2 separate regions of the Mus musculus genome follow, and region 2 is linked to region 1. Evidence: chromatin contacts called from ENCODE Hi-C data. All regions are on one chromosome and are shown on one strand. Each heading gives the region's core, a stretch centred on a gene start or an enhancer-like site at or near the end of the contact. The rest is flanking DNA. Distances are from core to core; before and after follow the strand shown.

The links. A loop is a pair of places that touch in the nucleus more often than their neighbours do.
Region 2: a map of T-helper 17 cell shows a loop between it and region 1 (298-fold over the local background). The contact joins the promoter of Rpl6 here to the promoter of Ugt2b34 in region 1. A Hi-C loop is called at or near these places in 4 of 37 maps with a recorded cell type or tissue (T-helper 1 cell, T-helper 17 cell and regulatory T cell).

The regions. Positions count from the first base shown.
Region 1 is chr5:86,905,576-86,908,799 of GRCm38, forward strand. It overlaps Ugt2b34 (UDP glucuronosyltransferase 2 family, polypeptide B34), which reads right to left and starts at 1,362. Exons shown (of 6, transcript NM_153598.2): 1 at 616-1,362. The coding sequence starts at 1,345.
Region 2 is chr5:121,203,134-121,206,234 of GRCm38, forward strand. Rpl6 (ribosomal protein L6) reads left to right here and starts at 1,368. Exons shown (of 7, transcript NM_011290.5): 1 at 1,368-1,419; 2 at 2,273-2,530; 3 at 2,621-2,722. The coding sequence starts at 2,273. It overlaps LOC115490270 (a small nucleolar RNA gene), which reads left to right and starts at 1,877; the gene lies at 1,877-2,010.

The DNA of each region.
Region 1 (3,224 bases), core at 112-2,611:
GACTTTGCCTTTGTTTAAAGCATATGTTTTAGAGGCTGGTGTAACACATTAGAAGGTAAAGGTATTCCATGCAAGCTAAAGACTTGAGTTCAATCTCTATACAAGCGTAAACACCTAAATTGATCCCAAGAACATACATAGAGGTAGAAATAAGAACTCTTCAAAGTTTAATCTGGCCTCTACATAAGCAACCCAGAGCACAATCCCCCTTTCCCATGACACAAGTGTGCATGTTCATACACATGATAATAATAGCAATGAATATAATAAAGTGGCAAAGATATTAATGACAATGAAGGCACCAGTCAGGTAAAAGTGTTGCTTTAAAACACGAGGAAAAATGTCTTGGGCCTATGTAATTTCTTAGAGAAATAATCATAGTTTTGTTATGTGAGTGTGTGCTGACAATTCATAGACAAGGTTTTGCAACTGACACTGGAATACAAAGTTCTTTACAATGCTTGAATTTGACAGCTAATTTTCTAGTTTTCCCATCATTTTATTTAGGAGAGACAAATCATTCCCCTGTCAGACCTGTTCTTAGACATTCACATTCAATGACACAGCAAATTGAGAATCCAGCAATCCCACCAGGGCACTGAACAGGGCACTTACCTAATACTTCAGTATAAAGCTGATTCCAGTTCTTCTCATTAAATGTTTGGAACCAAAAGTCAAAACACAGCATATAGATGACATTTCTCACCCTCTCCATGAAAGTCATCCTGTCACTCAATTCTGACATAACAACAGGCACATAGGAAGGAGGCAGTGGGAGTCCCCCACTGTACTTCTCATAAGTGGAGCCAGGAAAGAAGCGGAGACTGTACACAAGGGGGATCTTGAGAACCTCAGCCAGCAGATCACCGCAGGGTATGAAGGGATCTGCCAGGATCACATCAAACCTTGATTTTTGTAGCTTTGTCATGAGTTCTTTGTTAAAAACTACATCTTTACAGAGACTTTCAAAATATTTTGAATCTACCCAAACCATTTCTTGCAACATTAAGAAGTATCCCCAAAATGACTGCTTTGGCAGCTCATAAATATATTTCTTGAGTGATTCCCAGAAAATTTCCTCTAACTCAGATAAGGAGTATGATGTAGGATAAGTCTCGAATTCAATAGCAGATGTGTTGTCAACCTCATAAGATAAGGATGCTGAAGGTCTCAGAACCATCACTTCATGACCCTTCTTCAGAAGCTCGTCTAGGATTGTCTTCAAGTTGAGCCAATGGCTGAACTCCATTGGCCACACCAGCACCTTCCCACCAGTCCCAGATCCAAAGAAGCCACTCAGCTGGAGCAGGAGCAGGAGCAGGGCTGCTGTCATTTTCACAGGCATCTTGGTTAACTTCAGGCCTGCCTTCCAAAGGATGATTGCTCAGCTCTTACAGATATAGAAAGAGCAGTAATCAGTCAGTTAAAGTGTAACTTGTACACACCAAAGCAAATAGAAATGGGAGTCACAGCCTCTGGAGGGCAAATGCCAAAACCTGGATGCAGATGTGAAAGTGGGAAATGACTCTGGATTCTCAGTGATCTTGAATGTATACTGTATTTGGAGAACAGTGAAAAGTAAGATCTCTCTTTCTCCCTTCCTTTCACTCTCTCTTTCTCCTAATGGAGCTTCTTTGATAAAGAATCTGAAGTAAAGGCAAACTGTCCAGTCACATTTTTATAAATACCATAGGTCAGTGTTTTGTCATATGAATATTGGCAACACTGACCAGTTACCATACTACTTAGTGATTTTAAGTATATGGCTCAGAGGTCTATAGTGTAATCTCAGAATTAAACACACTGCACTTACGTTTAGAGCATATTATAATCTAGATGGAAGCCCCATTCTTTTAGTCTTCCCATTAGCTCCATCTCTACCCCATCAAGAACCTGCTTACTTGTAACTAGTCAGCCTAGCAAAAGTGAAGAGATAAGGAGACATTTGTGTTTTCCTCTTTGACTCTCAGACTATTGAAAGACTTTCCCCAGTAACTTTCTGCTAGGAGAAGAAATGTTTGATCTCTGGGGACACCCAGAGGAGGAATTTGTATCCAGGAGGGCAATTTACAAGTTAGGGCAGGCTAACATTTCTGGTGACTAGGAGCTAAGTTAATGGTGGGCAAGGTCCCATGCCATTCCTGGAAAGCTTAGCTATGCAGATGCCTTGTAAGAATCCCAAAGATGGAATTAAGGGTGACTGGCTCCTTTTGTCTCTCTTCCTAAAGTGATCACACTGAATATATTCTGCATTTCACTATTAATTTGGCTCTTTTATGGATTTATTGAGCTAGGTTTGTTTGTAAGTGACAGCTTACACTCCCCTATATTGTTTTTCCTGCAGTGACCATGCCTTAGTCATCTTTATATAGAACAAAGTAATACTTAGTAAATGGTTTTTGAATGAATCCAAAAATCTAGTTCTCTAATTCTGCTTACAAGTAGCATAAAATTCTAAATGTAAAAACGGGACTGTCCTCTGATATCATAGCTATTTTAGACAGAACTTGATAGTTCCATACTAGAAATGGGAAGAGTGTCTCAAGGCATAGTGTGATTTTTAAATATTGAGGACAGTGGTTATTTTAAAATTTCTTTTTAATTAAGAAAACCCAGGATTTTCTTTTCCATGTTTTGAACCTGATGGCTGTATAACATTAAAAAACAGTTCAATGTTAACTAAGTTATATAAAAACAATTTTCTTTGACAGAGAAGCTTCAGTATTTAAATGAACAATAATAAATAACCAAATAACATAGATCAGCTTATTCAGCTGCTTCAATGTATATTTTACATTCAACCTCTCAACACTAGGTCTATGAAGTATAATCTTCTTTAAAAGGACTATAACATTCACTAGAAAAATGTGTGATTCTTATTGTCCAAATGGTCACTGGGTAGATTCTGAAGTACTTGGCTCTTAGGAATTATCCCTTCTTTTGATTCAGAAGAGAAGCTGATGCCTGCTACCAATGTTGTGTCATAAATTTGTGCCAGACAGGATATACAATGTAGACGAGACCCTATTGCTATTTTCTAATACATGAACATTGTATGAAATAGACTCTTAATGACTTATACCCAAACATTAAAGCATCTCCCAACTGTCATCAGAGAACATTTTTGCAGTGGATAGTTATTGGCATAGAAACCCATAAATGTCCAAGGTGCAGAGCATAAGAAACACTAAGCCATAAATGGGACATGTATATCACATGGTATC
Region 2 (3,101 bases), core at 118-2,617, about 34 Mb after region 1:
TTGGTATAGCATTGCAAATGTAAATGAGCGAAATACCTAATAAAAAATGGAAAAAAAAAAAAAAGAAAAAAAAAAAGAAGATAAAAAAAAAAAAAAGAAAGTCAAGAGAAAAGCTCCTACCACTAGCAACAGGCAACAGACAAGTAGAAGACAATAGAAATCATGTGTATACGTCGTTCTAAGCACTATGAGGTAGAGGATAATTGTTATATGCGGGGCCTGTGATGACCTAAGTCCTCTTAAGATGACTGATCTCTAGGCCTCATGTGGTAGAGAGAGCCGGCGTCCCCAAGTTGTCCACTGACTTCCATCTGTATGCTGGGGCATGCATCCACTCCCCACTCCCACATGCTCACATAAGCATACACATAAAATAAAATGTAATAAAAAGTAAGGCACTGTCAGGTATACAGTGTCATTTTTCAAAGGATAGTAGCTTATTTAAAAATGTAATGAACAAAAAAGTTTTATTTTAAATCTTATTTATTTTTTCCTATTTAATTTGTTTATTTTGTTTTGGGGGCAGGGTTTGCTTGCATAGCCTTGGCTCTCCTAGAACTAGCTTTGTAGTTCAGGCTGGCCTCAAACTCACAGAGATCTACCAGCCTCTGCCTTCCTAGTGCTGGGATTGAAGGGGTGTGCCACCACTGTCAGACTTTTTTTTTTTAAAGATTTATTTATTTATTTATTATTTATGTATTTGGTTTTCAAAACAGGGTTTCTCTGCATAGCCCTGGCAAGATTTATTTATCTTATGTATATGAGTACACTACACTGTAGCTGTCTTCAGACACACCAGAAGAGGGTATGGGATCCCATTACAGATGGTTATGAGCCATCATGTGGTTGCTGGAAATTGAACTCAAAAAACTCTGGAAGAGCAGCCAGTTCTCTTAACCACTGGGCCATCACTCCAACCCTAACCTTTAGTTTTTAGAAGATAACTCTGGCCAGGCGTGGTGCAACACGCCTTTAATCCCAACACTTGGGCGGCAAAGGCAGGTGGATTTCTGAGTTCGAGGCCAGCCTGGTCTACAGCATGAGTTCCAGGACAGGCAGGGCTACACAGAGAAACCCTGTCTCGAAAAACCAAAAAAAAAAAAAAAAGAAGAAGAAGGAGGAGGAGGAGAAGAAGAAAACTCTGTAAAGTCCTTTCTTCCACCACATGAGTCGCAAGGCTCAAAGTCTGTTCATCATTTTAGGAGAAAGCGCTTTTACTTGCTCAGCCATCTCAGCTGCCCTTACCTATTAGGGTGGGGGTGGGGCCTGGGGGGACGTTCCCTAGGTGCATTGCCACGGAGTAAAGAAAAACTACATTTCCCATGATGCCCCATACAGGAAGGAAGTGATCTTGGTCACCTCCCGTCATTGCTTATAGACCGGAAGCCGCTGCCTTAGTTCTCTTTCCCGTCTTGCAAGGTAGGAATGGCGGGCGTCTGTGTGGCAGCGGCTTTCGGGACCCCAATCCTCGTCCATCCGAAATTGGGGGACATCCGGGGATCACTACCCAGGGCCGCCTATGGTCGGGATCATTCGCCAGATCTCTCGGGAGCTTCATTTCTGTCAGCGTGGGTTGGCGGGGGGCTAAGAACGAGCGTAGCGCCCGAGATGGTCGCTGGGCCCTGCCGGCTGCCGTAACCTGGGGAGGGTTGGAGGGCCTGTGTTGCGACTTGCGACCCTGCAGTGGGGGTTCCAGAACCTTCTGTTGAGCCTGTCTTGGCCACGTTGGGCTTCGCGACTGAAGGTGGGGAACCGCGTCCCCGGAAGACGACCGGAGAGCACCGCTGTCGGCTACTTTGCGGAGCTGGGGCCATCGTGGTGGCTTCGGGACCTAGGGCGACACCAGAGGGGGAGGTCTCGGGTGTTCCGTGCTGGTGCATGGGTTTGGATTTATGGCAGGCCCGTTCCCCTGGGTCTGTCATAGTGTCCCGTGCTAGAGCAACCCGTGGCCCCGAACCATTGCCTGGCCTCTGCCTGTAGGCTGCTGGCACTGAAGTGGGTCGCACAGAAGAGCCTCGAGATTCTGGGCTTCCTTGCCTGTGTAGACACTAGCAAAGATTGTCTTTGGTTTTCTGATTCACAAAAATGGAAGAATAAGATAAGGAACCACAAAAAAGTTTTTTAGCAAAAAAAAAAAAACAAAAAAACTAATAGTGCTAGATACTTAACCCTGTGTTTGGAAGGAAGAGGCATTGCAAGCATCAGAGGATGGTTTTCATACTAGCTTGTTGACAAATGGTTGATGAAATGCCTTTATTGTTTATATCCCTAGATGGCGGGTGAAAAAGCGCCTGATACAAAGGAGAAGAAACCTGCGGCCAAGAAGGCTGGCAGTGATGCTGCTGCCTCCCGGCCCCGGGCCGCCAAAGTAGCCAAAAAGGTTCACCCTAAGGGTAAAAAGCCCAAGAAGGCGAAGCCCCATTGCAGCCGAAACCCTGTCCTGGTGAGAGGAATTGGCAGGTACTCCCGATCTGCTATGTACTCCAGGAAGGCCTTGTACAAAAGGAAATACTCGGCTGCCAAGACCAAGGTAGGAGAGGGAACGGATGGCCCACTATGATGCCTTATTCCTGCGTTTGAGGTCTGGCAGGATCCTGGATTGATGGGTTTGTCTTTGTAGGTTGAGAAGAAGAAGAAAAAAGAGAAGGTCCTTGCTACTGTCACCAAAACAGTTGGTGGGGACAAGAACGGTGGCACCCGGGTGGTGAAGCTTCGAAAAATGGTGAGATCTAGTTTGGGTTGCTTTCCTTGGGGTTAGGGTTGAGGCTTGTCTGAAAGAGGCTATGTCAGTCAAGTCTAGTTGGGATAAGCTCTCAGGCTGGGGGTGTAGCTCATAGTGGGACCAGCACACTGGGGTTCTGGCTACTCCATTGCTGGCAAGTGGAAGGTGGGTATTTATCAAACTTGTGGTATTGATGTCTAGTTTTCCCTCTTGAAGAAAGTGGGTGTGTGCCTTCTGCCAAGGTAGAAGAGGTATGATGCGCTTTGTACCTTTGCCTCGGGTAGCCTGGTCTGATCTGAAACTCCCTTCTGAGCCACCTTCCCCATATTTGGCTGTGACCTTAACTCCTAAGAAGTGTGTTAGAGTTCCAAGCCCCAAG